Linked DNA regions of Mus musculus: all the other regions are linked to region 1. Evidence: chromatin loops called from intact Hi-C (ENCODE). Cell type or tissue: left cerebral cortex. All regions are shown on one strand.

Region 1 (8,000 bases):
CCAGCCATTCCTCTAAAGCTACAAGTGTAAAATGGCTGATAACAGTAATAATGGAGGTGAGAACAATTCCCACTAACATTTATCATCACTAGTAGGAAATACCTCATTGTGTTTGGGTAAAACTACTCATCAAGGTAGAGTCACTATACCAAAGACGAAGGAGCCAGACAGAAATGGAGTCAGATTTCTGCTGTGTCACTAAAGACCTCAATGACCTTGGAAACGTCATTCAGCCTCTTTGCATGTCACTCATTGTCTTCTGATAAAAAGGGAATATTCTTGTCCTGTCTGCCATTCTCCAAAAGATAGTACACATTCCCGGAGGAATAACAAGACACTATGAAAACTCATTACAAAATAGAATGTTCTCTCCACATAGACTGCACTACTAGGGATTTAGAGGTTTATTCTGTAGTCCTGAGACGAGTATGTCTACAAACCGCTAGCTGTGCAGTTGCGTCGACTACTAAATTTTCATCTCCCATGTACAAGCACACATGATGCATACACGTTGTCAGTACTGTCATCCTGCAAGCAGGGATCTCTCAATAGCCTGGAAAAGTCTGGATCCTTTAGGCAATCACTGATAATTCTGGAGATAGGCAGAAAGGAGTGAACTAATAAAGAGGTGATATTGTATTTCTCTAGGAAATTTTATTTCATTTTCATAAATACCGTACAATCAACTGACTTTTCCAAACGTGGTTCTTCTTTGATTAGACTAGATGGCACTATGATATCACCCTTTTAATGCCTGAGAAAACTATATTGTATTACAAACAATTTTGCTTCAACTGAATAGATAATTCAGACCACATTAAGAGTCTATTTGCAGATATCACACCCTGACCTACATGTTCAAAGGAACTGGTATAGGCACACATGTCATATACAATGCTAGACACAGCTATGGCTTCGACAGCAGTTAAGACTTCTAATCTCCACCACCACTACCCCCACTGTTGTAGGTGTGGAAGTCTACTTTCGCCCTAAACATTGTTTGTGATCACAATTCTTCAGTACACCTACAAGCTAGCTAGCATAAGAGATCATTTACAGTACTGCCAGATCTGAAGGGGACTTTCTTAAACAGCACAATGCTGTTGTGACGACTTAACCCAATTCTTGCCATGAACTGACACTCAGCCTTTCTGTCTGTGGCCAAGGATCTCTTGTGATAGGAAAACAAACCTGTTAGTGTAGAAAGAAAAATGAAAGTTCAAAGGATTCAGCCAGGACTCCGGCCTTTGAGAAAGGCCACTGTAAACTGGTGTGACCAGAAAACCAGGGGCTCCCTTTGCTAAAGCTAGATAGAAGAAATCATCGTACCTACAGTTCATCCTTTACAGCTACCTGTAAAACATCACTTCAGCTAGGAAGTGAGGTGAGCATAGGCTGTGTAAGGCAGGAGGGGTCCAAGTGAACAAAAGCAGCAGTGGCAGCAGAACCTTTGAGAGCCCAAGAAGTCACCAAAATGGACAGAGCAAGACACTATGGTGATTGCTCACCAGAAGACCCCAATTTCACTCCCTGCAAGTAACTCAGCTAGACTCCCTGCCCTGGTCCAGATTTGTTTTCAAGGGCTCTGCAAAACAATAGCTCTGGCTGGATTGATTTCACTCCAAAGCAGCTCCTTTTGTCCACTTCACAGTACCCCATGACCTCCAGGAACTGCCATAACAGCTAAACCGAAGAAAATGCCTCCTCACTGGCTACAGATTATCCACAAACCAGTTTTTTCTATTTCATTCATTCCCTGTTGGCAAGAACCTGAGCTGACCATGGATGCTGAGGCTCCTGGATTTCTGAGCCTCAGAACAAGCTCCTAGCACTCCTATGACTCCTGAGCCCTATGCAGGGTCCAGAGCTACTTTCCTGGTCACCGAGCAGGCCAAGTGCGTCCTTATATTCGAAAAGTATGATGGACACTTCAAGTGTGGGCAACGGTAAGGGGCACAAGATGAGAGCCAGGAGCTCTCCCTGAGCGTCCCCAAACAGTGGCAGAATGACATCTGCTCTCCAGAGAAAAGTGGGGCCTGGAGGTAGGGAGGTGATAGAAGTCAGGGAAAGAAGAAAGAGAAAGGTGAGAAAGAGAGAGAGAAGAAAAGGGGAAAGGGGAACAGCAGATAGAAAGAGAAAGACCAGGAAAAAGGAAGGAAGAAGTAACCAACAGCAGACAAGATGGGCAGAGAATTTCCCACTAGAGAAAGCCAGAAACTAAAAGGGAGGGGAGGGGGAATGCTGGACGGGAATGGAAGGAGAACAAGCCTGGTCTTTGGGACCAGGTGCAGAAGGGAGGAGAGGATAAGGAGGATGGGCCTGAGAATCTGCATGCAGAGCACGGTTCTTTAGGACTTTCTAGTGCTCAGAGTGTAGTGTCCAGTCCTTGCGGCTGCTGGGCGACTTTCCAGGCAGCCAGGCCGCTTTCCCCACACTCACTCAGCAAGCAGGCTAACCTTCTGATGGGCAGACCGGCTGTCCTGGGCTGCAGCCCAGATGCTTCCTGACAGAGCAACTAAGATAGGCTCTAGTGTCTACCCAGCAGGGACTGGGCGCCAAGGTGTACACGGGGACCCACAGCAACTACAGAAACAGCCTTTCCCGCCCCTGGTTCACTGTGGCCCAGGTCCGTGACCACCCTTAAGGGACTCACTGAGACTCACCTGGAAGGTCTCAGCCTGGCGTCGCGCTTGCCATCCACCACCGCCGGCACGCAGCTGGTGAGCTCGGTCCAGTCGGCATGCAGCCCGCAGCTCCAGCCGGTGGAGAACCTGGAGAAGAGCCAGGTCTCCCTCTTACCCGGCCGGTGGCAAGTGCATTTCTTCTGCCCCACGCGGCACTCACATGGCTGCTCCAGCTGGATGTTGCGCACCAGGTGACGGCCAAAAGTGGTGCCCCCAGTCTTCTGGATGTGCAGGAACACGATCAGGTCATCGCCCTTGATGTCGAAGTCTACCTTGCGCAGGAGATCGCCGCGGCTGAAATTGTAGCGGGGTACAAACCTGGCCGAACTCTCATCCTCCGAGCGGTACGGATCCGGCACCGGGGAGCTGAACGCCTGCAGGCGGAGGAGCTGGCATTCTGTGCCGGGGCACACGTATTGGAGGACGATCACCGCAAATAGGAAGAGCATCACCAAAGCCAGCAGCAGCTTGTTAGATTTCTCATCCATGTTCCCGACGCTGGGGGAAACCCAAGCTCGTTACGTCAATCCCGCAGCTTGGCCCGTGCTCGCCTCGCTCCCGCACCGCCCCCTCCCCGTGGCGCCACCGTTGCGCCCCTTTCCCCTCCCGTCCGTACCGAGTACTCCACCACGGCGGCGGCGGCGCCCTTCCCCGCTTCCTTCCTTCCCGGCAGGCTCAGCGCTGTGGCTTCTGCCGCACACCCCCCCTCACCCCGACTCCATCCCGCTGGCCGTTGGCCCCCTCCCCCGCGGAAAAACCCCGACCCACTCCGCGGCCGCAGGATCCCTCCGGTCCTGGTCTCTCTACTCCCTAACTCACGCCACCCCTCTTCAGGCGCTGGGTGCTTCCCGCTCTCCTCTCTCGAGCTCCCATCCCCATCCCGTTGGCCCGCGGGACTCTCTGGGGCCCCGGACCCCATTTCCCTCCTTGTGCGCGAGCTGCTGACCCTAAACCCGGGCTCCCTTGGCGCGCGTCCCGTTGCTCACCGGGTGGCCTCTAGAAGTGAGCTGGGGCTTCGGGGTTCCCCAGGGGGAGAAGGAAGGAGCCCGCGGGCTGCCTGACTTTGCAAGCAGAGGCAGCGCAGCCCTTTCCCGCGGAACAGCGGTCAGTTGCGCGCTCAACCCGTCTCGAGTCCCCCAGCCCCGCCACCACCGGCACCCTGGAACTTTGAGCCTTGCCCTCGCTCCCAACTGCCTTCCCTCCTCCCGCCGCCCGGGCTCACCCTGGACCCGGAGCGAAAGCCCCACGTTCGCTCACCACGTACCTGGCCAAGGGACCGAAAATCTTGGAGAAGATCGCACTGAGCACGTGCTTGAGCGAGTGGCCCACGGCTGCCAGGCCCCGAGTGAGCAGGGCCCGGCAGAGGGAGCCCAGGTCCCAGCGTCGCCTGAGGTCGTGCATCCGCCTGCGGCGGCCTCGAGGCAGCAGCGCGAAGAGCGGGGCGCGCAAGGCTCCCGCCAAGGAAGAAAATGCCTTTGGGGGCTTGTCCTGGAGCGGCGGGGAGTTGAATCCGAGAGACACACCCCTAGGAGGGCCGGCGCGGACTGAGGCGGCAACAGACCCGGGCCGGCTTGCTGCCAATTCGGCCTCTACTCTGGAATGCCGGCGGGGACAGGTGGTGCGGGCGGGCGCTCCTTGCTCCGGTTGCAGTGGCGGCCCGAGCGCCCGGGCTGCAAACGCAGGCAGTGCCATTCCCCCCTTCAGGCAACTCAGGGTACTAAGGATCAGGAGCGAGCCTGAATTTATATAATAATGCCTCGCGCCCAAGAGCCCCAGCCACTTCACAAGCAAAAGACCTGGGTTTTCTCCTGTGTTGGAGAACGGAGGTCACTCCAGAGAGCGCATCACTCCACTTTGGCTCATAATTTCAGCCTCCCTTAAAATAGCAAAGGCGCAAATTGGACCCTTTCCCTCTCTCTTTGCCAATTTCCATTCTGCAACGGAAGAGGGGGGTATTTTCTGAAAAGGTAAGTCAGCATGGCAATAAAGCATGACTAAAAAACCTTACACGGGGGATTTTTGAGCATTTTCAAAGCACTCTCACTCTAATTCCTGTCCCCTTATGAATCTCATGCACCAAGCCCACCGCCCTCAGAAAGATTTCACTCACTCACTACCGTTGATTGAATGGATGGATGTCTAACTACACACCACATCAGAGTCAGACCATCTTGCTCAAGGTGTTGTGGCATATGAAGAATCTGAAGCCCAGAGAGAATTAGATATGCACCCAAGGTCACACAGCACAGAACCGGGATTTATTCTCAGAAAACCAAGCACGATCCAACCTTTTAGTTTTTTCATAATTAGAACATGTCTCTAAATAAATATGTATGGGTTTATTATCAAGCCCAGTTGTCCAAGGGCTCTTTTCATCTGGGAAAACAGGGCTGCAGAGATTTAAGAAGGGATATTCCTTCAGAACAAGGCCCCTGGCAAGCTGGGTCGCAGACATTTCCTAGCTAATGAATGGGGGAATGTGCAGTGCATGAAGACACTGGAGTTTCCATTACTGAACATGCACTCCCAGCCTAACTGATGCACAAGATGTGTGGGTTAGCAGCAATGTTTCAAAGTAGTAGCACCGGTGGTGGTGGCCACTGGAAAAGGATGCTGTAAGCTGAGTGCTAGCTAGTATAGGGGTGTTTCTCTCCAGAACATTATCTCCCTTGCACAGTGGAGCAGCATGCAAAGCCTGATTCAGGAGCCCTTGGGATTATTCCACTTGCTTACAGAAACTATGGCAAAATAATTTGCCCTTCCTGAGGCTCAATTTCCTCTTCTGTCACATAAGACTAATAGTAATGCCTCCATTTTAACCAATTAGGCTAGTGTGAGGATAAAATGTAGAAACCTTTAGGCAACTCAAAATACTAGGTGATGTTTATCTGCAATGCTTCTTGCCTAGGTGTACCAAATGAGTGTGAGGCTAGTTAAAGAAGGGTTCTTGTCAGGCCATTTTTTTTTAACTGTCACCTAGCCCTTCTACTCAGAATCCCCAGTCCTAGCTGTACTTACCCATGCCCCAGGGAATCTACAGGGACACTAAAGGATTCTTTGTCTAGCTGCTGCAGGTGTCAATACTAGGTGTCAACACAATCTTTTGGAAATACTCCATTCATGGCATCCCTGCATCTCTGGCCCTGATCTCTAGGAGCAAAGTTGTACAAAGGAACTGGATGCTGCAGTACACAAAATAGACCTTGGCTCCCCAGAAAGCTCCCCTGAGTCTGTGGAATAGGCCCTACTCCCCGCTGGGGGCAGGTAAGGATGTAAGCCCTGAAGCAACAGGGATCACCATTTCCATGGCCACCCACACAGTGGCCTCTTTGGTTGACACAGTAGGTAGCTATCCTCCTCAAGGACAGCACATAGAAGGTTCCTCCAGTCACGTTATCAGCATTATAATGGCATTCAGTAGATCCTTAAGAAAATACTTTGTGAAACTGGTGGTTCACACATTCAAGCCCACAGGTACTAATTATGGAATTTCTATTTAAGAAGGATTAATGGGATTGGAATATGGGAAAGGAAATTACCTTGGGTTGAAGGTAGATGAAGGTGGTGAGCAGCACCAGGGAAAACCAGGATTTTCCCAAAAAAGAAACCTGTGCAGAGATGTAAACACACACACACACACACACACACACACACACACACACACACAGGCAAATAGGGAAAGGGTTAGTCAGGTTTATCTCTGCAGAGCCAAAGGAAGAAAACTGCAGTTTCTGAGATACAGTACTCTGCTAACACATTATTAATGTGAATATATACAACAGCTCAGTGAAGTAGACTTCCATATACACACCATTTCTTGACCCTCCCCCCTTCATGTTTGTGAGACAAAAAAAAAAAAAAAAAATCATGGGGGCCAGCAGATGGTTCAGCACCTGCTGCCAAGCCTGACTATCTGAGTTCAATCCCTTAGACCCACATGGTGAAAGGAGAGAACCAATTATCTCAAGTTGCCATCTGACCTCCACAGGAACAGAAATGCTCTCGTGCATGCGTGTGCACACACACACACACACACACACACACACACACACACACACCTCTAAATAATAAAATACTGATAGCAAAAAATAAATCTCAAAATGTTGGTTGCTTTGAGATACATTCTATGTAGTCCTGGAAGACTTAGAACATGCTGTGTCGACCAGATTGAACTTGAACTCACAGAAATCCTGCTGCTTCTGCCTGTTGAATGATGGGATAAAGAGCCTGAGTCCCTGAATCTAGCTCATAATGTTTTAAGCAAATTTATCATTTTTTCTTGGACCACATTCACAGCTATTCTCAGCAAGCTGGCTGCAGACTGCAGGTTGGACACACAAGAGTGTTTCTTCCAGAGAGATATTGAGATGGGAGGTGAAGTGCAAAAGAGCAGGCTGAATTGTAAAGTCTTTGGCTTTCTATCTCCTTGGAGGAACTTTAGTTGCAGTAGGTATAAGCATGTAGGTTTCAGTACTTGGAAGGTAAGGAGGACATTGCAGTCTGAGCAGAGCCTCTGATTAATTCCAAAATGTGGTGAGGTTTTCAGTATTTTTCACAGAACTGTCCTTCAATGATTTTCAACAAAAGGTTGATGATTCAGAGAGCACAAAGGTCAGTCTGGCTTGTATAGTAAGTGGAGTGTGAGAAGCCCTGCATCTGGGTGCTTGAGACTGAGAGGACAACAGGCGGCTCTGGCAAGAGTCCTTTGTTATAAGCATGAATCTGAATCCAGAGGGCACCCACTGAAATGGCCAGGTTCTTTTGTCACAGAACAAAGAAGTGAAGTAGGGACGCGTGGATTGTGATAGAAATAGTTGCAGTCCATTAAGAAAGACAATGGTGCTCTTGAGAATGGGTGAGATCCCAGGCTCAAAAATCCCATCTCCCCACAATGACCCTTTCTAGGTCACTGCTGCTTTCTCCCACACTTGCAGATTGCTTGCATTTCCCTGGGATGCTCTGCTTGGTTACAGACAGCCCAGGTGGGGAGAGGTTAGGGTCCTTCAGTCACTTGACTGCTTTCATATGCTAATCCTGATGTCTTTCTCTCTGCCCTAGTTTCTGAGCACACCTTGACTAGGATGCTAAGAACACCTAGTAGGCCAGGGAAACCACTTCCTTGCTGGGCTTCTTTTGTCCCCTTTGTGTAGGACAGCAAGGTTAATGAGATTCAAAGAGAACTTTTTTTGATCTGATAATGCCAAGACCAAAGTTACTTGTCTGCTTCAAGAGCCAAAATGCCACAGGCAGTGGGAGAAAGTTTGGATTCCTGGTCCTCAAAATGAAATTCTATAGCATTCTGTGGCATTAGCGACA
Region 2 (8,000 bases), 75 kb before region 1:
CTTTCTAGTTCCATCCATTTGCCTGCTAATTTCATGAAGTCATTTTTTTTCATAGCTGAGTAGTACTCCATTGTGTATATATACCACATTTACTGTATCCATTCTTCTGTTGAGGGTCATATGGGTTATTTCCAGCTTCTGGTTTTTATAAATAAGTCTGCTATAATCATGGTGGAGCATGTGTCCTTGTTACATATTGGAACATATTTGGGGTAGATGCCCAGTAGTGGTATAGCTGGGTCTTCAGACAGAACTATTTCCAATTTTCTGAGGAACTGCCAAACTGATTTCCAAAGTGGTTTTACCAGCTTGCAATCCTACCAGCAATGGAGGAGTGTTCTTTCTCCACACCCTCACCAGCATCTGCTGTCACCTGTGTTTTTGTTCTTAGCCATTCTATTTGGTATGAAGTTGAATCTCAGGGTCATTTTGATTTGCATTTCCCTGATGTCTAAAGATATTGAACATTAATTTAGGTGTTTCTCAGACAACTCATTGCATTTGTTTAAAGTTACACTTTTGAAAAATAAGGATCAGGTGCTACTGCCAATAAAGAAGCTTCTCTCAAAGGCTAATTACTATTACTAAGCTAATATACCTACAGGAAAGCTAACTAGCACCCTGCCAGTAATCAGGTAAGATAGATAGATGATAGATAGATAGATAGATAGATAGATAGATAGATAGATAGAAGATACAGATGATAGATAGATAGATAGATAGATAGATAGATAGAAGATAGATATAAAAGATAGATAGATAGATAGATAGATAGATAGATAGATAGATAGATAGATAGATAGATAGATAGAATGCAAAAGCAGTTCACTAGAGCTATTGTTGGGAAGTCATTATAAAAGAAAAACGATATCTCCCAAATAAACACTCAGGCTACGTTAAATCACTTACCAAATTGTTTGGAAATGAAATTATCTTGGAGAGAATATTTACTATAAGCAGTCAAGATTTAAATAAATAAAATTAGAGGAGAAAAAAAAAAGAGAGCCAATTTCCTTGTGAGGATCCATCATGGTTAAACAGGCAATCTCCTTCAGCTCAAGAAGCCAAGGCTGTAACTCTGGGAGCTGCTCTCAGGACAGAGGTCTAAAGGAAGTAAACAAAAGCAGGCTGCAATGGTAGGAGAGGAAAATTCTCTAGTCATACTTGAGAAACTGAATAAAGTTTCACTGTGAGCCGGGCACTCAAAGTAGAACTAAAATAGGCACTGTCTTTAGCCTAATTAAATCCTTAAGTCAAATAAGGAAAAACATTGCTCTGGACAATGTGAGCATGAAGATACCAAAAATTGACCTATAGCCAAAAGGACATTGTTATTTTCTGTATAATGGTAAATATTTGGAATTTGGGGGAAATAGACTATCATGAACGTATGGGTGATTAAGGAAAAATAATGGGAAAGAAAGATGGGAATATTTATGAAACCTTCTGTGTACACTGGAGGCCACATTTACCTCCCTTAAAGAAGGCAGAATGCTTGAGGTCACACATAGTCACTAAGTGGCTGATCTTGACATGAATAGAAAGAAAGACTCATGAAGACAACAAACTTTGTCTGGTTTGGAACTTAGAATGGAGACTTAAACATGATGGAGGCTCAAACAATATTTAATGAAGGAAGAAAGGATGGAGAAGAAGGAAGAACAAAGCAATTTAATATTAAAATATGTATGTGACACCCTGTGTGGAATTCTAAGGGGGAAAACTATGGCACGGCACCTGGCCCCAGGATCTTACAATCTATTCAAGGGAAACATAGAGTGCATATAAAAAGGTGACTCACAACCAAATGTCAGACCTTGAATCAAGCCAAACCAGTGATGTGAATGTCAACCTTGAAAGGTGTTTAATAAAGAAGGACATCACAATGAAGTGCAGAAGACAGAGAATTTTTGATGGTGAAATGAGAAGTAGTTATGGCTCGTGAAGACAATAATGTGGCTGGAATCCTAAGCCCGTGATTTCCTAGTGTAACAGTGTCACTGTTTATAATGCTGATGAATATTCATTCATGATTTTTATACTGCTTCCAGTTTGCACTATCTCCTCAGTGACAAGCCATGATGGGAAGCTGATCACCATTTAAGAAAAATCATCTAAAAAATGAGAAAATGACTCTGCACTACCCACAAGGTTATCTATGTTCAAGAAATTGATAGTGCTGGTATGTGTGGTGCTAGCATATAATAGAAAAGATGCAGGATTCCCACACAAATGTTAAGAAACCTTAGGATTTGGGGAGACAGTCCAGTCATTAAAGCTCTTGCCTTGTAACCATGAGAACCTAAGTGTGATTCTCAAAAACCACATAAAGAAGCAGAGCATGCTGCACCATTTGCAATCCCAGCATCCCTAAGTAAGAACGGACTAGACCTCAGTGAGTCACTGGCTTGACAGCATAGCTTATTGGCAAGCACCATTCCAGTGAGAGCTATTGTCTCAAACCAATAAGGTGGGCATTTCCTGAGAAACTACATGCAACGTTGACTTCTGCCCTCCAAACACACACACACACACACAGACACAGACACAGACACAGACACACACACACACACACACACACACACCATTCACACATGCACAAAAACATGTGCATTGGATTTTCAGGGGTATGAGAGGAACTACACCCAGGAGTGTAGAGATGATGGAGAGGAACTAATCCTGAGCTCAGCTTTTCTCTTCCTTGGCCTGTAGCAATTCACTTGATAAGAGGCCCTTCTCTCCTGGAATAGCTATGGCTAACCATGGTACACGTGGTGGTCTTTATAGGAACCACTGAAAAGTAGCATCCCAGGCATCCCTTCCTCCAGGATAGCATGGACCAATTCCAAAACAGAATGTACTTCAGCTCCTCCTCTTTTCCTCTGTCAGGTGCCTTTACAGAGTGTATAACCTTCACACCCGTGTATGTTCATCTTGGAAATAGCCTATTCTATCTTTGACCTGCTATATTAAATGCCACTTCCTTTCATAGATTGCCAGTCCACTGCCTGGTTACATTTGTTTCATTCAATCATGTAAGAAATACCTAAGTCTCTCCACAGAGCCAGTCCACATACATATGCATATACAGCTTCAGCTTCGGTCTTTTTTCTCCATTAATTTATTTACTAACTTCACAGTTTGATTGCAGTCCCTCCTCCCCGTCCCACACTCATACATCCCCTCCTCCCATCTCTCATCACCTTCTCCTCTGAGAAGGAGGCTCGCCCTGGTTACTAACCCACCCTGGCACCTCAAGTCACTGCAGAACTAGGCATATCCTCTCCTACTGAGGCCTAATAAGGCAGTCCAAATATTAGACAGAACTTAGGAAGTCTCGTGGAAGAATTGAGAGAAGGACTGAAGGACCCTGGTAGAGGAGGTTCAGAACTCCACAGGAAGCCCAACAGAGTCAACTAGCCTGGACCCTGGGGACTCACAGAGACTGAGGCACCAATCAAAGAGCATACACAAGATGCATCTACGACCCTGCACATATGTAGCAGATGTACAACATCACTCTTTTTAATCAAACCACCACATGTAAATATCTATTTCCTTAGAAAGCAGACCAAACCACCCCAAAGCCACACAGCAGAACTGCACTGTCACAGAAAGTACACTTGAGACACAAATGCTACATAGAGATCAGGATCATAAAAAACTTCCCAACACTTTAATGCATCCTAATAAAACATGATAGATGTGTGGGAAGACCCAACATCACCATGTATGTATAAGAGACTTGGGGACCTGAAAGAGCCAGAATCATGACAAATTTATCAACATCACTGCTATCTCCACACATAAGACACTCAGCAACATAAAAGAGCCCCCAGTAAGAACAAAGAAGAAATGGAGGATAGGAGGAACAGTATGAGGAAATGACAGTGAAATGAAACTGTGAAGAACTCCCGGGATGCCAGCTCTATTAACAATGTGAACTGCTTAGGTAACTAAAGAAAAGGGCAGGCAAAGAGAAGGAAAGAAAGGAAGGGAGATTTAGAGGCTATTCAATGAAGAATCAAGAAGTGGCAATAACTACCAATATGAAATACCTCAGGACACCTGGGAGTTCGTTTTTTAAAAAGGAAGAGAAAGGTAGCTGCTATCGGGAAGCAATTCTTACAACTCTGGCTGCCTGTTTTGGATGTCAGAGTCCATTCATGAATACAAGCTGATGGCAAACCCAATGCCTCTCAATTCATTCTGAATTTACCATAGTCATTGAAAATAGCAGCTGTCCCAGAGCATATGTGTGTGGTGTGGAAGGATATGGATAGCTGGTTTTGCTCCCTAAGGGAAATCCACGTTCAACGTGGTCTGCAAATTTCGGCTGAAAAGATGTTCTCCTTGGTAATGGGACTATCTGAGCTCATGAGCGACATATTGTCAGTCTGTAGCTGATTTGTTTTATAGTGCCTCAGTTGGTCATTTTCCAAGTCCAGCGCATTTGGATTTTCTTCTGGTATTCCATGTTCATAATATGCAGTTTAATTTTCCACAACCCATTCTACCAGATGGCCTCCTCTTTCAATCCCACCACCTTTGTGAAATCTGCCCACACATTCTTTATACATCCTTTCTTCTGCCAACCATCCCAGAATATATCTCCTCACAGAAAGCAGTACTCTCTTGTGCTGATTATGTTCCACTGAAGACTGGATCTTTTTAATCACAGGCTGCTCATCAAAATGAGAAATAGATGTCTGAAAAGGAGAAATGGGGTGGTGGTGGGGGGGGAAGCTTCCAATAAGAAATGATGCTGTATGAATGAAGCCTATTTCCGTGACTGCTTGTCTATGTTTTCATTTCTATTTTGTCTCTTTCAGAAAACAGGACCAAGGTAAATAAAAGAAATCCCAAGATGCTAATATACCAGATGTTTTCACTTTTCGGAGTTCCCTCTCTATCTAGACTCGTGTGTGTGTGTGTGTGTGTGTGTGTGTGTGTGTGTGTGTGTGTGTGCGTGTGTGTGTGTGTCTTTTGACAAGTTTGAAATTTCAGCCTGGATACAAATCTGTACCTTGTTATATTTCATTTACCATGATAAACATTTTCTAGGCCTTCACAGTGTTCATAATTATCAATTTAACAGAGATCTAATATACTGCAGAAAGTGTTGTTGGGGGTGTGTGACTATGGATTTAAACACACTCACTACCCATGACTTGGTATTTAGTTTCATTTTCTTTCCTTTTGTAGGATCACATTATATATTAAGATCATCATATGTTCAATGTATAGCTGTTTCTATATTTAAAAACTCCAGTGAAGGCAGTGCATTTTTCCATAGGATTGTTTACATAGGGGATAGTTTCAGGAGGAATTAGTATATTGATTCCTGGTGGCTTCAGATTTGCTTCTAAATCAGAGCAGTTCCAGCTGCCATGAGCATCATAGGAATCTGCTAGCTTGACCATTTGTCTCCAACACGGATGATTAAAAATTTCTTTAAAACTGGCTGATTCAAATGGTACAAGATATTCTCCTATCAGCACTTAATTTGTAGGCTTTAGAAAGCGTCTGTTCTCCATACACGTATTCATTAGTCTTAGCTCTTGTGTGAATTGTCTGTTCACCTTCTTTTCCACTAACTACTGGATATCTAGCTTGAGATGTTTCATGAGCCTAATTATCATCCACTTCTTCCTTACTTATTTATCTAATATCCTCCAAATCTATTTCTAAAGAATTATTTATTTATTTAATATACATGAGTACACCTTTGCACTCTTCAGACACACCAGAAGAAGGCATCAGATCCCATTACAGATGGTTGTGAGCCACCGTGTAGTTGCTGGGAATTGAACTCAGGACCTCTGGAAAAGCAGGCAGTGAGCTATCTCTCCAGCCCAAAGTACAAGTTTTTAAAGTGAGTACTGAAGTAGTTACTAGTAAAAAGCCAAATGATCTACATCAAAGAATCATATTTGTGCTACACAGCAAGAAACTTGTGACTGAGGATGTGACTTAGTCAATAGAGTACCTTAGTAGGCACAAAGCTCTGAGTTCAATTTGCAAAACTATATACATTGGGGGTGGTGGCTCACACCTATAAGCCCAACACAGGGGAGGTAAATGATGGAGAACCAGGGGCTCAAAATTATCTGTAGATGTACAGATTCCTTCTTCGAGTCCTTAGGAATGAAGACAAAGAACTAGACGGCAGAGTTCCATAGCTAAGTCATGTGAATGTCCAGACATTTTCAACCTTGTTCATTCCCTCTGTAATCTCTCAGTCCTGCACTAGGCCAATAAAACACATTAGGAGGCAAAAAAGGTTAGAGAAAGAGAGAGAGAGAGAGAGAGAGAGACAGAGACACAGAGATAGGGAGAGAGACACAGATAAAGGACAGAGACAGAGAGACAGAGAAATAAACAGAATCAGAGATACACAGAGAGAGACAAACACAGAGAGAGGGGGGGAAAAGAAACAGAAAGAAAGCAGAAGCTTGGATACTGTTAAACACTGAAACACTGTATGTGAATTTTTTTTAATGAGGTGTCTGGTGACAAGTGTATGTGAGGTACTAATCTGTGTTTTACAGTCTTCCTGCTGTACAAAAGCCAAGAGCTAGGGCTGGTTGCTCAGGACCAGTCTCCTCTGTCTGCTGGAGATGAGCTGCTTCTTTCCATTCCCACTCAGCATCTCTCCCAGGAAGAACAAGAAGCAAACCTTATTTTGCGAGCCTGACAATGGGAAGATTTGGGTCCTCACTCATGCATCTATTTTAATATTGTGTTATTCCAGAGTTCTCATTCACAGCTATTTCCCCATGCCCTCAGACCTCCGGTTATGAAAAGATATTAAAATACCAACATCTGGCTTGAGAAATAGATGCCTCTGTGGCAAGCTTGATTAAATTGCATTTGCCTCAAGCATTCATTCATACTTATGGAAACTATACTCTCAGCAGTATATACACATAAATGAAATATGTACTTCCCTACTTTTAAGAAAGTTGCAATTTAGTGGGTCTGGGTAATTTTTTTAATCACTGAATAGCAACACAGACTTAGTTTTAAAGTATGATTCTTGACTATAGTAGGAAATGAATGAGTAAATGAATGACTCTAACAACATGACTCTAATGCATCAATTAATCAAGCAAAGGACTGGGTTAAGAAGAGAAGTGGTATGTATCCATGTTCCCACTGAGTTACCCCTCAAAACGTTTTAAAAGACTCAGGAGCATCAGTCTTCTCAATGGTCAGAAACGAGAGCTTGGAGTAGTACTGGCTGGCACAAAAGTAAAATTGTAAATAGTTCTTAATGCAGACCGCTGTGAGACAAAAGTCAAAGTTTCAGAGTTGTAAGATATTGTCTTTGTGCATTTTCCATTCTTCTACAACTCTCCTAAGAGTAGCTATGCATCTAAGAGTGCTTCTTTCTCAGGCAGCCAAGGGCTATGCACACTGCCCTCTGAGAGGCCTTTTGGTATCACTGAAACTTCAAACTTGCCCTAGATCAGAGAGAGCACTTTCCCAGCACTTGCGCTTAGACCAGGAGGATTGTCTGTGTTCTTTTAAATAAATAAGCAGGTACATTTTTCCTAGAACTGGTCCCATAAGATGGAAGGATCTGAATCAATAAGTAGAACTCACAACAGAGTTTTATTGCTATTGGAAACGTTTTCCTTAGGGTACAAGGCAAGCTGAAACTGGGAATAGAAAAGGGAAATATCATTAAACACATCACATACACACATTCTCTCTCTCTCTCTCTCTCTCTCTCTCTCTCTCTCTCTCTCTCTCTCTCTCTCTCTGTCTGTCTGTCTTACACACGTGTACGCACACACACACACACACTCCTCTATCCAGGGCCAGTAAGACATCAGAATGTATAAAGTTACCTTCCACCAAGGCTGATGGCATGAGTCTTATCCTTAGAATGTAATTGAGTGTGGAAGAAAACGAAATTTATAGGTTGTCCTCTGATCTCCATGCACGTGTCATGGCATGCATGCACAACACACACGGATTCACACATAATAAAT
Region 3 (8,000 bases), 180 kb before region 1:
CCAGGGAAGGAGGCTTGTACGTGACCAGAATCATTACTGTTATGCCAAAGACAGTGCTATGGAGAGAGAAAGCAGATTTTACCTAGGTTTACAATCACTCTATTCAAGATATGTTACAGAACTTCTTGGAAAACAGGAATAAGAAGATTTAAATGTCCAGTAGTTACAAGAAAAGACTTTCATAAGATATCAAATGGCAAAAGGCAGCCTGTGGCAAGGACTCCATGCAGTTAGTCAGGCCTTTGCAGTCCATTCCATTGCTCAGATCTAAAGAGGCAAACAATCTGGAATAAGAGTGTGGAGCCTTCTTAGCAATGGTCATCAGACGTGAAAGAAGCTTATCTCAAGGCTCACTCTGAGTATGTTGTCCACATTGAAGTTCATATACTCTGGGGTTATTTGAGTTTGGGGTGAGAGGATCACTGAAAAGGAGCAGTTTGAATTGGAGACTAAGGGTCCTTAATTGGCAGGGAAAGCAAGGTAGAGAAGATGTGAGTTTATGGTACCAGAACTCAGCTAATTTGATGTTCTCTGCCTATGTATGGCAATCCTGAGGCCTAAAAGGGGGAGGTTCTGCTACATAGGGTCAAATAGTCCATACTGTGTGGGGAACTAATTATAAACATTTTAGATTGAGAATATGTTAGGATCTAAGAATACAAACAAAGTCAGCACAGAATGAAAGGCTCTAATGTGTAATTCTGTACCACACATTCACCTAAGACTGCTTTCTTTCTTTGTGATAAATTGAATGTTTTATTAAGTGGGGTGAAAGGAACTGAAGTTAGATGTTGAGTAACTAAGACGTAACTTATATATACAGTCCTCAATAAATAGCAATCATAGCCCTCTAGGCTGAAGAAATAGCTCAGCATTTAAGAGCACCAACTATTTCTAGACGTCTCCAGTTCTATTCCCAGTACCACATGGCAGCTCACAACCATGGGTAACTCCAGTTCCAGGGGATTCTATGACCTCTTCTGGTCTTTGGGGGCACTACAATGCATGCTGTACATATGAAGGCAAAACACGCATACACATAAAAATAAAATTTCACACAAGATGAAACAAAACTCCCACACAGCTCTAGGAGAAATAACACTTTTTAAAGACACAGAGTAACACCTTAGTGATGATGTCAGCACTAGGGAAGCAATGTAATTTTTCTTTCTAGCTATATAACTGAGGATGAAAATATTTTCATGATAAGAATCCATTCATTGTGTCCATTTCACTTCTTTGTGCTGGGGTTTTGTTTAGCATGAAACACAAAGATCTTGGGCATGCTGTCACATTAAGGAGAATATAGGTGGCATAGATTGAACTTGCTGAGTTTTTAAATAGCAAAATGAAGACAAAAATGCGGATGGGTAGGGAAAGAGGTTGTCAAATCTAGGAGGAGCTGGAAGTGAATATGGTCAAACTAGATTAAATGAAAATCTCAAAGAACTAACAAGAATCCTTTCATGGTAAGTAATTCATATTTACATATCCTAATATCTGCTAGAGAGCACTTTTGGCACTCTCAGGAAGAAATATCTATTGCCCTTATGAGAACTTACTAGCCCATGTTAAGGGTAATGGGAAAGCTGGATAGCATTTAGCCACTATGTGGTTGCAAGCATATATTAAACTCTATTTGTGACTTTTTTTCCATGTGATGCCCCCCCCACACCATTTAGCTGTTAGCCCTTACCCCACCATTTTAGCAGCATGGGGGAGAGAGAGAGAGAGAGAGAGAGAGAGAGAGAGAGAGAGAGAGAGAGAGAGAGAGAGAGAGAGAGAGTCTGGAACTGGGGTAGGAATCTAGCCTTTCTCAAGCTGATTCCATCTGTCATAATACATGTACCACCCCAACATCAATCATAGAATCCACCGATTGTTTTTCTGACTCATTTAACTGAATCCCTCTGGTCAGTGCTGGGAAAAGAGTCAAGCCTACAGAAGAGGTAATCGCAGCTGTTTGGCATTTCTCTGGCTAAAGTATAGTTTGATCTTCACAGGGTCAGTTGGAGGGAAGGCCCCAAATTCAGGACAGGCAAGTGCCAGCTTCAGCAGCCAGTAGATTAGGCATGGGAAGGCTATGCAAGCTTCCTGCTGAGTTGAGAGATCCGTTCCTGAAAGTAGGTGTGCCCTTGACCAGGGAAGGTGCCAGGCAAAGCCCAGTGTCCTCAGACCTATTGGCTGTGCTCTCACCTAGCCCTTGCAGCTAGGCCCGGGCAGGTTTCTGTGTTAGTCTTGGCAGCCTTTACCTACTAACCTTCCTTCACAGAACATGGTCTCTTGAGTGAGTCCCCAACTGTCCTTTCTGGCTCAGTCTTCTTTCTTTTCCAGTGGCTTTCTCTTGCTTCCTCAGCCAGGATTGAAAACTCTAGGCCTGCCCTGGCCTTTTTTACAGAGCCTGAGATGGGATGGAGAACGGGGGTCATATCTTTGGACAAGGACAACCCTCAGTGGACTGAATCTTGTCTTGTTTTACCTCACTCACAGACACCCTCCCAAGGTCAGACAAAATTATCTTCCTCCCTGTTGCTTCCTCTTGACGCTGACAAACCCAAATAGCTCTGGGACTAGACCTTGCAGTGGACATGTCCAAATGTGTTCCCTAGGTAGGCTGCAGAACTATGGGGGAAAGAATTGAGCAAGACTGCCGACAGCTCTAAGGGAAACTCTGCATTTTCATATCAACAGTTAATCTACTGTGTCACATCTCTTAGGAAACTAAAAGAAATGCAGCAACTGCTCTGACATTAAAGTCATGTTACAAAAACGATTTTGTAGAGCAAATAACTATCTTCTACTGGCTATTTTATGGCTTATTGAACAACCAGCAGTTTATGAAAACAACGTTTCCTAAATACAGTTGCAGGTTTCCAAGTGGAGGCTGGTGGGATTTGCAGTGCAGAGGATCAAATAATCAAATTCTTCATTCTTACTAGAACCATTGCCATATTTGCTCAGCCTCGGCCTCAACCTTACATCTGAGGCTGTCTTCCAGAGATCTAAATGTGCCAGAGGAAAGGACTAGAACTTCTGCAGGCTGGCATAAGGTCAATTAAAATGAGACCCTGGATACAGAGGCTACTCAGTCCAAACATCAGCCTGACCATGAAGGAACCTGGATTACAACTATGTAAGTAAGTGCTTCTCCTACAGATGAAGACCTTTACCATTGGAAGTCAAGTTAACTCAAGATTACCATCTGGAAAAAGCAGACAAATGCACTTGACCATCCAGGATTTTGAGAAACAAGAGTGTCTTATTGGAACTCTATAAATACAAACTAGTAGATTCTTGAAGGCTTATCATTATGGTTGGATGTCTGAAGAATTAGTTGCCAAAGACAGTGAGTTCCTTAAATACAGTATTTAAGAAAGGTTGTCTTAACATGTGTGCCAGGAAGATAGTGAGAAGATTTGAATTTCTGTGATGTAATCCACACTAGAGGTACTTGTGACTCCAGAATATAAGTTTTTCATATTTCCATTGGTGGCAACCAGTCACTTAAGTTTCTCTAGCATTTTTTTAGCCCAGTTTAAAATTTCTACCATTTTTTTCTGACTATGAAATTGAAAGTGAAGTTATAGGTGGGATGACCCTTGGTTACAACCCCAGCACTGCAATAATTATCTTAAAATATAAAAATATTACATACTTATTATAGAAAAATGAGACTGTAGAAAAGAATGAAATATTAGAATCACGAAGAATCCTCCATTTTAGAGGTGATTGCTATTTACATAATGTATCAATTCAGCCATTTTCTATGTATTTTACCCCCTTTTTTAAAAAGATATGGTCAGGTCTTTTTCTAGGAATTTTCAAACACACACACACACACACACACACACACACACACACACACACACACAGAGGGCAGGCAGACCGACAGACAGACAGACACCAATCCTTTCCCTAGAATTTTAAATCCTTAAGTATTCCCTAAGAACATGATTCTAGATAAAGACCTAAGCAATAAGGTAATCTATAATTATACTTTAACTTAGGTTGCACAATTGAAATTTTCCAAATTTGTGCTTTGATTCTATTGTTAAGGGATGCTTCAGTGCACAAAAGTGTCTGTATCTAAGAGCTTTTCTAAGAGATAATGTGTGCTAGCAAAGCTGCAAGGTCAAGGAACATACATATTTTTACTTTTCTTCATCACATTATTGAATATTCTCTCGAAAACGACTGAGTAATTTGTGGCTCTTGCTAATAATGCATGAAAGTATGCACTTAGCGAAACTCCTCTTCAGCCCTGGAAGTTTTACTCTGACATTTCTAAGGCACTGTCACGTGGAAAAACATTTTCCATTGTCAAATTTAACTTACAGTTCATTAATTATTAGTAAAGTTCATTTTTTTACCTGTTTGTACCTAATGTGTAGTGAGCTACTCTTGCATTAGCCTCTTTTAAGACACACAATGCATATGTAATCAGTTTGGAACTATCTTCCCCAAGGTGGGCAGCTGCATTTTCCCCCTCAGAAAACCACTCAGAGATAGGGGAGACGAGAACCAGGCTGGGGACTGGAACCCTACATTGTTTTCTATTTCCCTCCTTTACTTCTGCTCTGCTCCTAATGACAAGAAAAGACTAACCTCCAAGACAGAAGTGGGGAATGGATGGGCATGACCTTTAGAAAGGGGAAGGGGCTAGGGGAACAAACAAGCAACTATTTTTTTCTTTTTCTGGGAGCCATGCAATTCCCCATATGTACCACTGGATGGCAATCCTCCATTGGTTAGGCAAAGGCCTGTAACATTTCTAACAAGGCTAGGGAAACTGAGGAAGCAGTTGTAGAAATTGATACACAGGCAAAGAAAGGCAGTGAACAGCTAAATACGGGTAGCCTTTCAACTCCACTTGGGACCTGGATCACTAGTATGCAAAACAATGGTAAGACTATACATTATAGGCAATGATACATTATGGTAACCGGCCAAGGGGAATCAGAGATTGAGGAATATGTTTCTCCCTTTCCATCTGTTCCATTTGAGTATACTCTGATTTACTTCTTTATGCTTCAGAAAACACAATTACTTTGGGTGTGCTATTGTCAGTAAGTTCTGCAAGCTTCTTAGCCACCATGGAGTATGAAGTAGATTGGAGCGGTGGCTGCTGTACTGTAAGGACTCTGAATTGCCTAACCTTGGACAGCCGTGCTGGCAAAGCTGTTTGAGAAAGCAGGGACCAAGTTCCTGGGAGCAGAGAATCAATAGCAAATTCTCTTGCTGTATAAGGCTTGTTCTAATCTCAGAGCAAGCCTGGTATAGGAGAAACAGCACAGGTTTGATGGTATTTAGCTTGGGGTTCATTTCAGCTTGGATGTTTATAGGTGTGCAATCTTGGAAAAGCTACCTCACCTCTCTAAGCTGTGATGACTTCCCTGTGCAATGGAGGATGACAGTATCTACCTTGTGACATGCACGAAATATTATTAATAAGGGCTGGGGAGACGGCTCACTGGGTAAACTGCCTGCCATGTCAGTATCAGACCCGAGGTTTTGAAAGCACAGCACCCACATCTGAGGGCTCCAAGACAGGCACTCCACCCAGGCTGCCTGGTCAAATGAGGTGAGCTCTAAGAAAACCCATCACAGAAGTAGGTAGAAAGTATTTGAGGAAGACAACACCTTCGACCTCTTCCAGTCACATACATACAGATGAGCTCACACACGTATACATACAACCACCACACACATACAATTAGTAAAATGAACCTTTAAAAACAACCAAAAAATGACACGTTAGTCCATTTATTCAGCAGACCCTCTCGATGTTCCTAGAATAGCTAAAGCTCAAATCAGAATGACATTGAATTCAACCTCATTTGGAAAGTGAGACATGGAGCTAGGCACAAGTCAAAGGAGAAGTGGTAGAGGAAAACAACACCACCAACAAAACAGGTTCCAGATTCCAAAGTCATGAAGAAAGAAGCTACCAGTGTACCAATCCTCTACCACACAATGAGTCCATTACAGAACTCATTACATAAAGGACAAATAAGGATTATCCCAAATGTGGGTGAACCATTGTTACATATCCTTAGCATTTCCTCAACAATAGGGGCATACATGGGTTTGATTTGTTCTACTCATTCAAAACCTGACTCTTATTATTTTATTTTTATGAATCAATTGAAAAAAGAGTTATTTAGATAATTCATAAGTCATATATGGCTGTTTGGTATTAAATGGCATGTATAAATTTTTGAAGCCTAGACCATTATTTAAAAACACATACACCTGTTAAATCTCCCCCCCCCCCAATAATTCAAAAGTTCAGCACTTTAAAGTATTGTATATGGCCCTGTCTGGGCAAAACAATAACATCAGCAAAATGATACCAGAGGATGAGCAGTAATTGTTTAAAGGTCTGGGTTCAGCCTTTGGGGAAAAGCTAAGTAAAAATCAGACACATCAAATTTCACAAAGCTACAAAAAAGAAACAAGGAAAGAAACATCATGAAAATGAATAACAACCACTCATTGCCTAAGGAGAGACACAGCCAAAAGAATCAGAAAATCGTGAAACAAAGCCCGTGAGCAGCTGGAACCATTGGCCAAGCCAAACATGCTATCTGCTGTGGATGAAGGTCAAGGTGCAGACTGAGGTTCTAGAATATCAACTAGAGAAAGGGTGTGAGAGGCCGAGTTAACAGCAATCCATATACTACGCCCTTGGAATCTGGTGCACACGGGTGGGTTCTACTCATGAACGGGAGCTCAGTTTCAGCAACAGGGTGATGAATGTCTAGAGCTGTGTAGAAAAGGCAGAGTTCCAGGTCATGCGTGCATTTGGTATCTCACGTTCTCAACAGGAACAAATGGCAAACCAAAACTACCTTGTCAAGAGTGAAGAAAACACACATTGTCCCATGACTGAAGAAGGAGAGCAATATCTTAGTAACTATAATGATCTTAGTCATGACTAACAGATAACACTTATTTGACTGATTCTATGCATTGTGCTAAATACATCAACCAAATCTTCAGCTATGACAATATGAAAAATAGGGTCCTACCATGATTTGAAGCTAACTTGCCCAAGACATCTATCAAGGCCACCTGACACTCAATGTCTTCATACAAATCAGGTTCCACTGCTTGGGCTAGTTTCATCTCACTAATGGCAAAGCAGATGCTTTGCTGTCAGTTGGTTACCAGGCATAGTAACTGTGCTGTGTTTTCATCCTTGCTGACAGACTCCACTAGCCTTCTCAGCCATACAAACTATCATTCCTTCAGTTATTGGCTGAGTTGTTTTCACTTCATTGGCCTATTTGACTGCACAGAATCATAGAAAGGGTGTCTTGGGGTTATGAAATCAAAGTGCCCACCCCCTGAAGGGATCACTGGGAAAACCTAGTGTTCAAAAACTCTAACGTCAAAGAGCCGTTTCCACAATGTACCTACCATTTGATTCAGAACAAGGGAATCAAAGCATGGAGGTCACTTATCAAAGACATACCATTCACAGATAGTTATAAACATTTTCTAGAAAAACAGCTCTGACCATTGTTTCTGGAATCATTCACTTAAAGTATATGTGATATTCTGTAACTGTAATGAATAGCACTGTATGCTGAAGGAAGTCAAAGAAAAACTCATTAGTGTCTGCTGACTATGAAACACATGTCAGGAAAAGAGCTACTTCATCCAGATACTTCCTATCCACATGTTTGATATGGACTCACACTGAAATCCGATAGAAGCAGCTCTCTAAATGACCTCTCTCAGAATCTGGGTCCCAAACCATCCATCACAGAGCTAGGAGAGATTGTAAGAGATATAGTTCAAAAGGACACTGGCATTTAGAGGACCTTATAACAAACAGAACAAGGGTTGTGGGGTGCTTGTCTAGAATGCATGAGGCCTTGTGTTGGACTCCTGAGCACAACATACACTAAGCCAGGTGTGATGTTGGTGCCTGTAATCTGTGTACTCAGAAAGTGGAGACAGGAGGATAGAGAGACGAGTTCACAATCAGCCTG

What was found. A loop is a pair of places that touch in the nucleus more often than their neighbours do. Peaks named below come from ENCODE experiments on the same cell type or tissue, not always from the same donor. Only the 100,000 strongest peaks of a DNase experiment are listed, where the experiment ranks them.
Region 2: a loop joins it to region 1, with 3 times the contacts of the local background. A loop is called at or near these places in 2 of 42 quality-filtered maps.
Region 3: it touches region 1 in a loop (4-fold over the local background); 8 of 42 quality-filtered maps call a loop at or near these places.

Annotation. Positions count from the first base shown.
Region 1 is chrX:51,677,227-51,685,226 of GRCm38, forward strand. Hs6st2 (heparan sulfate 6-O-sulfotransferase 2) reads right to left here and starts at 4,376. Exons shown (of 5, transcript NM_001077202.2): 1 at 3,949-4,376; 2 at 2,664-3,182. The coding sequence starts at 4,376. Gm35727 (a long non-coding RNA gene) reads left to right here and starts at 4,531. Exons shown (of 3, transcript XR_391681.3): 1 at 4,531-4,651. In left cerebral cortex, CTCF peaks have their summits at 3,283 and 4,365; DNase peaks (open chromatin) are centred at 1,656, 2,532, 2,864, 3,201 and 2 more places; H3K4me3 peaks cover 2,786 bases; H3K27ac peaks cover 408 bases.
Region 2 is chrX:51,602,134-51,610,133 of GRCm38, forward strand. The region is part of intron 2 of Hs6st2 (heparan sulfate 6-O-sulfotransferase 2); the gene reads right to left. Among named protein-coding and RNA genes, the nearest start is that of Hs6st2, 75 kb to the right of the region's middle. In left cerebral cortex, no CTCF peak of the experiment used is centred here; a DNase peak (open chromatin) is centred at 4,445.
Region 3 is chrX:51,493,315-51,501,314 of GRCm38, forward strand. The region is part of intron 2 of Hs6st2 (heparan sulfate 6-O-sulfotransferase 2); the gene reads right to left. Among named protein-coding and RNA genes, the nearest start is that of Hs6st2, 180 kb to the right of the region's middle. In left cerebral cortex, a CTCF peak has its summit at 4,719; a DNase peak (open chromatin) is centred at 4,836.